2 separate regions of the Homo sapiens genome follow, and region 1 is linked to region 2. Evidence: chromatin contacts called from ENCODE Hi-C or POLR2A ChIA-PET data. All regions are on one chromosome and are shown on one strand. The core of a region is the stretch at or near the end of the contact, and the rest is flanking DNA. Distances in the headings are between cores, read along the strand shown. Region 1 overlaps NR5A2 (nuclear receptor subfamily 5 group A member 2). Region 2 has its middle 170 kb from the start of NR5A2.

The links. Hi-C counts contacts between places; a loop is a spot of excess contacts on that map. ChIA-PET counts read pairs that join two places held with the same protein, here RNA polymerase II (POLR2A). Pooled maps may share reads with other maps.
Region 1: a loop to region 2 is called in a map of endothelial cell of umbilical vein, with 11 times the contacts of the local background. The contact joins two enhancer-like sites. A Hi-C loop is called at or near these places in 2 of 168 maps with a recorded cell type or tissue (PC-3 and endothelial cell of umbilical vein) and 2 of 50 pooled maps. POLR2A ChIA-PET finds 5 or more read pairs at or near these places in 1 of 52 experiments (WTC11).

Annotation. Positions count from the first base shown.
Region 1 is chr1:200,074,233-200,078,414 of GRCh38, reverse strand. The region is part of intron 5 of NR5A2 (nuclear receptor subfamily 5 group A member 2); the gene reads right to left. Among named protein-coding and RNA genes, the nearest start is that of NR5A2, 49 kb to the right of the region's middle. Within about 2 kb of position 2,099, at least 8 of the 41 ENCODE cell types and tissues checked have a DNase peak (open chromatin) inside an H3K27ac peak, as active enhancers do; they include endothelial cell of umbilical vein, where a contact is called at or near this core.
Region 2 is chr1:199,856,769-199,861,026 of GRCh38, reverse strand. No RefSeq gene overlaps it. Among named protein-coding and RNA genes, the nearest start is that of NR5A2, 170 kb to the left of the region's middle. RefSeq lists a silencer at 3,712-4,006. Within about 2 kb of position 1,451, at least 3 of the 41 ENCODE cell types and tissues checked have a DNase peak (open chromatin) inside an H3K27ac peak, as active enhancers do; they include endothelial cell of umbilical vein, where a contact is called at or near this core.

The sequences.
Region 1 (4,182 bases), core at 850-3,349, 220 kb before region 2:
GAATTTTTCATAAATTAAAATAACTACAAACAATCAGTCTTGATTCACTGGTTGAGACAGGCAAGTGCACCTTAGTTCATTCCTTTCCTGTTCTAAAGCAAGGTAGCTGGGATGTAGGTAACTTCCCTTGACATGCCATACATAACACACACGAGTATCTCTTTCCAAGTGCTATTGAAGTCTTTAGTGGACCAACTCATGTGTTTTTGCCTTCTCCAAGTGTGCTGGTATCAATGCCAAATTTCTAACGTAGATATGTTAGAAAATAAAAACAATCAACTTTGTTTAATAATCAGAAAGTTCTGATGCCCACGTTTGGAGCAATTTGAAATGCTTGCTTGAATCTTCACAGAAACGTGAGGATACTAACTTTCTTTAACTAGCTTCTTTACCTGGGACTATCACTAGGCTTCAATGAGTCCATGAAGCCCTGGGATTGCATGCAAAATTTCTGTTTTATGCATTTTTCTGGGAAAATTAGTACAAGCTATCATCAGATACTCAAATAATGTTAACAGTGACTGCTAGAGAACAGAAGTCAAAGCCCTAAACTAGAATCAAAAACTGCGAGAGCCCTAAAGGTCATCCAGACTGACGTACCATCTTGCAAATGAGAAAAAGAAGTCCGAGGAAGACGGAACCACACAACTACTAAGTTGATGCAAAATTAATTGCCAGTTTGTTTGTTTTTGTTTCTGTTTGAGACCAAGTCTTGCTCTGTCACCCAGGCTGGAGTGCAGTAGCACTATCTTGGCTCACTGCAACCTCCGCCTCCCAGGTTCAAGCGATTCTCCTGCCTCAGCCTCCCGAGTAGCTGGGATTACAGGCACCCACCACCATGCCTGGCTAATTTTTGTATTTTTAGCAGAGACGAGGTTTCACTATGTTGGCCAGGCTGGTCTTGAACTCCTGACCTTAGGTGATCCACCTGCCTTGGCCTCCCAATGTGCTGGGATTACAGGCTTGAGCCACCCAGCCCAACCTAATTGTGGTTTTAATGGCAAAAACCGCAATTAATTTTGCACTAACCTAATACAATTTATTAAACATTAGCTAGTGAAAATGAGTTACTGAAACTCCGGAATTTGCTTCTTAATTAAGGACCTCTTCCTCTACATGTGATACCAATCTTTCCTTTGGCTGTTGTTTAAAAGTCAGATTTTGTTGTATGACCCTTAAAATAATTTTTCTGTGATGCCGAAACCTAATTATGAGAAATACATATGTTTTTAAAACAACATAAAACATTTTATAATTCTGGCCTTAGGCATCTGTTGGTATGAATAAATGTTTAAAAGACTTTCATTTGTAGATTAAAATTTATGTTTTATAAAAACGGCACTAAAGTAGTAGATATTATGCCTTAAACGCTTGTTAGGTTTTTTCTTGAAAAAGGATAGTTTGTATACATGTCACATGACATGGTCTACCTAACTTTTAAGTAGCTTTGTTGTATCAAATTCATTTTAAGTACATTTTAAACTTCTCTATAATTAATATTTAATTTATACAAATTAATCTATTATCTCTAACAGTGAGTGAGTTAGTGGAAGTTCCTTTGTAATATTTATGAAAATCTCAAACCAAGATCATGCAATGCCACCTATTACCAAAAAATATGTTTCTACTTAATGTTTATTTTGAATTCTCCAAACCTCCAAATTATTAACAAAAATGCTAAGCAAGTCATGCTGTTCATTTAAATGGCAACTCTGTACCTACTCAATAGTTAAAACACTAAATCTGAAAAGATGTCAGCTGCTTTTGAATTCTCAAATCAAGTAAGGTATTTACTATTCTCAGTAAGCTACCTAAATTAGTCACTCCTTTTAGAAGTACAGGACAAAAAATGAAAAAGATACTATAATAGTAAGTTAACCTAAAATTTTTAATCCACTAATGCTCTGCGATTTAAAACAAATAAGATACGGTTAGCCTGCAGACAAAAAAAAAAAAAAATTCCTGGGCATGAATCACTGCTTACATTCTTTTCCATCCACAAACAATTTCATTTGGGAAAGTTGCCACATAGTATCGACAGTGACAACAAATGGCATTGTCCCGTGAACATCTGTTTCCGACTCCCACACTGATACTGCAGGCTGGGTACTTAGGACTTAGTTGGTCTTCACAAGTTGCTGAGCCACAAAGGAACTGGAAATCACTGGTACGTTGAGGTTTTATTATTGGAACACAGGAAAACTTTATCATCATGCTGGGAAGTTCTGTATCTTTTGAAATATTGGAACCGGGGTTATGTTAGCACATTAAACCATGCGGAAGACTACTTCTGAAGAAAGGGGAGGAAAAAAACTGTTTCTTGTCTATTATGTCCTTGGGTTGAGGTTCCCACTCAATCTTCATATAACTTCCTCACCCACCCTCAACCGAAAATTGTTTTGTTTTTAAAAGATGTTATTGAGTTTAGCTTCTTGTTAAAATCAAGAGAACAGAATACCAAAGGAATTCTAAGCAAAACATGATAAATAAACACTATTGTTTCTTAACAAAAAAAAAAGAAAAGAAAACAGAAGAGCTTTTATACACACTTTTATTTTTTCTAAATTCACACTACCATGCTTCACATTTTCTGAAAGCCTGGCGATATAAGGCTCGTAAAGACTCTTGACTAGAACATCCTCACCTCAGCCCACAGTGTTAAAAGGAGGAGGGCAAAGAGCTGCTGGGAGAAAAGCCAGCATGAGTGGATAAGTGGAGAGGTGGCGACAAGACACAGATGTGCGACTTTGGCTTTTGCTGCTCAACTTGTGCTACAACGGTAACGGTTTATGCACGTCTTTCAAGAACCCTTCAAGTGCACGCAACAGATTACTACTCTGTTTTACACCTCTTCTCTGTGTGGCACTTAGTTTTAATGAAAGTCTAATTCTAAACTACTTGCATGCTGCAACTATTTGCATGCTCCAAATTAATTTGCATATTGCTGAAGCAAAGAGGCTTCCTTTTTTGGCGCTTAGTTTTAACAAAAGCAGTAATAGAAGTGAATGTTATTCACAATGGTAATTCTGAATCAACCTATATTAAAACTACTGGCATGCTTCAAATTAATTTGCATATTGCTGAAGCAAAAAAGCCTCCTTTTTTTGCAAAGCGGCTTTCCTTTTTCCACTTATATTAATGGAAATGTTCAGTGGGATATGCAGTCAATGTCTGACTTATGTATACTTGGTAAATGGTTCATTCTAAAAAATATATATTGGAACATATTACATAAAACACTGTTTACTTCATTTGGCATCACACAAAATAGGCACTCCAAAAAATATTTATTAAAGAGATCACCAAATGAAATTACCACAGAGCTGTCTGGCTGAAGATAGGACAATAATAAATTCCTACTGGAGAGAAATAATTCTAAGACTTATTTTTCCTAGAGGACAATCTTTCACCAGAATACACATATAGTTTATAAATAAGTAATACATGTTTTTAAAAAGAATTATTACTAAATTCCATATCTTCATAATTTCACGTGTAAACCCCTAAAAATGTAACTATTTAAAAAATAATCATTCAGTCTATCATGACTACTTATGGGAAAATATATCCATATTTGGAGAAGTTTTTTTTTTAATTCCAGTCCATAGTGATTTAAAAAAAAAAAATTAAAGTGTTTGAGATTTGTGTTTCTCTCGTGTTTTTTTTTTTTTTTTTTTTGAGATGGACTCTCGCCCTGTCGCCCAGACTGGAGTGCAGTGGTGTGATCTCGGCTCACTGCAGGCTCCACCTCCTGGGTTCCCGCCATTCTCCTGCCTCAGCTTCCCGAGTAGCTGGGACTACAGGCACCCGCCACCAAACCTGGCTAATTTTTTGTATTTTTAGTAGAGACGGAGTTTCACTGTGTTAGCAAGGATGGTCTCGATCTCCTGACCTTGTGATCTGCCCGCCTCGGCCTCCCAAAGTGCTGGGATTACAGACGTGACCCACCGCACCCGGCCCTTTTTCTTCTTTCTTTCTCTCTTTCTTGTTTTTTTTTCTTTTTTTTTTCTTTTCTTTTAGATTAAAGACAGGGTCTTGCTATGTTGGTCTTGAATCCTCCCACCTCAGCCTCCCAAAGTGCTAGGATTTCAGGTGTGAGCCACTGTGCCTGGCCTCTCCCACTTTTAACTACAGTCTTACAATCAGTTCTCAAATAACTGCACTCATAATTCATTATCAAAA
Region 2 (4,258 bases), core at 202-2,701:
GCTAGAGTGCAATGGCATGATCTCAGCTCACTGCAATCTTCATCTCCTGGGTTCAAGTGGTTCTCCTGCCTTAGCCTCTCAAGTAGCTGGGACTACAGGCATGTGCCATCACGCCTTGCTAATTTTTGTTATTTTTAGTAGAGTCAGGGTTTTATCATGTTGGCCAGGCTGGTCTCAAACTCCTGACCTCAGGTGATCTGCCTGCCTTGGCCTCCCAAAGTGCTGGGATCACAGGCGTGAGCCATCGTGCCCGGCCGGAAATACTCTTGTGTGTGGCTCCCTGTCTTTCCATTCGGTCAGGGGTCTGTGATAGAAGTGACTCCCCAGGAAGTCTTTTGGGGAACTCACAGGACAGAAGTGGGCGTTATCTTTGGTGGGCTTCTCTCCCCACCTCTCACCCCCACCCCATTGGTTTGTCTTTGAGATAACCAATTTTTATTGGGCATTGACTTTTAGGGCTGAATTGGGTCTTTCAAAGTTCACAAACACTACCCACCTCACCAACCTAACCACCTGCTAACCTTTCTGGAAATTTCCAGGCAAGTGGCTGAACCAAAGCAGGGAGTGTAGTACAAAGGCAAGATGGAAGCACAAGGCATCATGTTTCATGTATTAAAACCAACTCCTTGGCCAGGTGCGGTGGCTCATGCCTGTAATCCCAGCATTTTGGGAGGCCGAGGAGGGCGGGTCACCTGAGATCAGGAGTTCGAGACCAGCCTGGCTAACATGATGAAACCCTATCTCTACTAAAAAAAAAAAAAAAAAAAAAAAAATTAGCCAGGCATGGTGGCAGGTGCCTGTAATCCCAGCTACTCAGGAAGCTGAGGCAGGAGCATCACTTGAACCTGGGAGGCAGAGGTTGCAGTGAGCCGAGATCGCATCAGTGCATTCCAGCCTGGATGACAGAATGAGACTCCATCTTAATAAAAAACAAAAACAAAACAAAACAAAAACAACTCCTTGAAATCACATTTAAATATTAAGGTATTATTATATAACCACAAAATTTGCCTTTTAGATGGAATATGAAACCTCATCTATTCTTTGCAAATGTATTAACCTCACTCTTCTTTGTTTTAAACCATTTCTCCTCAGTCTTTCATACAGACAGATGGTCTCAGTTATGTACAGTAGCTTCTAGCCTCTGTGTTGCTATGCAACAAAATGCATCCTATCTGCGTCCTTTCTCTGTTATATCCCATTTCCGTTCAACTCAAAATAACTAGCCGAGTGCTTCAACATGCTACTTCCTCCTTTCTACAGAGTTGAATACCTATCAAGTATCTTCCTGGGCTTCCTATCTCTTCCTGTTACAGTCTTGAAAAAATGTGTTTGCTCCAATTTGATTTTCCTCATCACTTCCTATTTACATCAACCCACTCAGAGCTAAGGCAGGCAAAACATACATCAGTGAGTCATGCAGCTGTTGGCCCATAGGAAAAAGAAATGTGTCAGCCAATTGAGTGATATTTGAAACTAAAATTTTTTTTATTGTTGTCAGATGTGGGGTTCCTGTTTTTCCTTTTTGTCATGGCTTTGTTTCTCAACAGATACTAGAATGTACAAAAAATTAAACATAAAAGTAACTTTTCTCATTTTGGGGTTTAAGAAAGAGGGTAATAATCTTGCAAAAAGAGGGTAAATTCTTGCAAAATAAGAGGCAAGCAGAGGACATGTAAATGTCCTGAATTTTGTAGATAGAAGCTTGGAATTTAAAGATTAAAAAGTCCTTAAACAGAAACAAAAATACATCTTTTAAAAGACCGTATGTCATGTTGCAGTTTTTTTCTCTCTCGCTTGTTTAATCCTTAGGACATTAGACTCATTTATGGATTCTTCCAAAACTCATTTCATGCCCCTTTAATTCATGTCATTTTTCTTATCCCTAGTGGTCACAAATCTCAAATAATTAGATTAAGGTTGCCCCAACTAAGAAACCAGTGAATGTGGAATGGGGGAGATGGTAACATTGAGGTTAGAGTGGTTGCAGAAAATATGTTCATCACTCCTTGCTCTTCAGTGATCAAATTCCAATTTCTGAAGAAAAATCTAATGTCAAGTGGAAAAGAATGCATGTATTTGAAAATCCAAAGAATCTATGTAATTCACATTGGTGTTTTATTTCTTGATTTAAAAAATGAAGGTGCTGGAACATTGCATGATTTGAGATGAAGTATAAATCACTCAGTAGAATTTTGATGCTGTACAGTTATTATAAACTCAACAAAAAGTTTTAATTGCCTTAAATTTGTGCGAAATGTTCTTTAGAGGTAGGCACATTTGTTTTCTTTCCTCAGACGTTTTGGTTTCTCAGTCAAGTGTTCTCTGTGGAGTTGTAAATTTTCTTTCATGGCTGGGGTGGACGGATTTTACTTCCATGGTTAGTGTTTTCACACCTGATTTTGCTAAACTTGTGTTGGCCTCTTACCTGAGAAAGGTCCCTACAGCATACTCTAATGATGATCAGAACAGGTGGTCCTTGTGGCCAGCTTCCCTACCACACTGTTTCTTTGGAAACTCAGCACTGGGAATTGTTGCAAGAGCAGAAGAGAAGCTAAGTAATGTTGAGGATCCGAGTTTAGTGGCACTACTCGTTTGAGGTTACTGTAGTCTCTTGATACTGACAGGACCTTATCAGTACACAACGCCACAACACCATAGTACCCTTTGAATACTCTGACTATATTCTGTGTCTAAGCCAAAACGAAGTCAGGCAGCAATGTCAGATTGGACCCAATGGCAGCCAGGCTTTGGGGTGGAACTATGTGTGTGCCTTTGGCTTAGATGGTCCTGTCTGTCTGTGTTTACAGGGGGATTCTGAAGTCATTTTTTAGGCAGGTGCTGGTGTTCTTTATTTGGTCACATAAAAAATAAAAGGAGATGAAAGATTGGTAATGTGGATGTGTTAAATTTATAGATATGTGTATGTATATATGTGTTTGTGTGTATATGTGTATGTATACATGTATGTGTGTGTTATATATATGGAGAAATAGATATTAAAAATTATAAAAACCACTCAAAACAATTTTAGGTCATTCCTTCAACATGTGTATTAAATACCCCTTTACATTTCATATTTATTTTATCTGTGATTTTAAGTTAGATAAAATAACTTTTTTCTACTAGATATTGAAAATATTTTGCTGGGTACAGTAGCTCATGCCTGTAATCCTAGCATTTTGGGAGGCCAAGGTGGGTGGATTGCTTGAGACCAGCCTGGGCAACATAGTGAGATCTTGTCTCCAAAAGAAGTACAAAAATTAGCCAGGCGTGGTGGTGCATGCCTGTACTTCACTACTCAGGAGGCTGAGGTGGGAGGATCACCTGAGGCTGAGAGGTTGAGGCTGCAATCAGCCATATTTGTGCTACTGCATTCCAGCTTGGGTGATAAGTGTGAGACCCTATCTCAAATACCTATATTTAAAAATATGTTTAAAGAGTTGTAGTATTGTAAATTTCATCAGATCTCCAGATCTTTTTTATCTTGTGTTTTAGAGAGTCTCCTGTCCTCTGATTTATATCATACCCAGGAAAAATAAATAATAGATTCGAACAAAAAAGAAACTCATTTTTTGAACTTCCTCTGTTTTGTGGGCTCAGAAACATTCTGTCCACCCTTCGTTTCCTGTAGAATATTTCGTCATATCACTTTAAACCATGAGTCTTCAAAATTCCTTTCCATCTTGAACATAGTGTGTATTCTAAGCTAGATAGTGAGGCCACAGAGGACAAGTCACATATCTCCCTTGAGTCAAAGGCAGCATCCAGGGCGTGTGAGGGGAGCAGTCAGGAGCAGGAATGCATTGACTTGGGGTAAAGCAACCTAAACAATGTTGACCTTTCAACACAGCAGTGGTGACTGGGTATAATGGTTTATCTCTAAAATCCATGGAAGCCTGCATAAAATTAATGTCAGGGAGAATTTTGTTTTCCATTTAAATACATTTTGTTATTAATACTAGAGTAAATCATATTCATCATAGAATTTTTTAAAAAAAGCAATAGGGTGGGAAATACACCCCATATATTGTGGGAAACAACCACCATTAACATTGTGGTATATTTTTTTCCCTCTCATTTTCCCTCCTTTGGATTATGATTGGTTTTCTAGCAGTTTTCCGTACTTATCATGAATGGGTTCTCATGTCATTAAATACTTTAAATTCTGATGGCTAATAACTGCATATTTATTCCATACATAAGTAACTTTGGTTATTTGTCCAAAGGGTAACTTCTTTTGATTTTTAAAAATAGT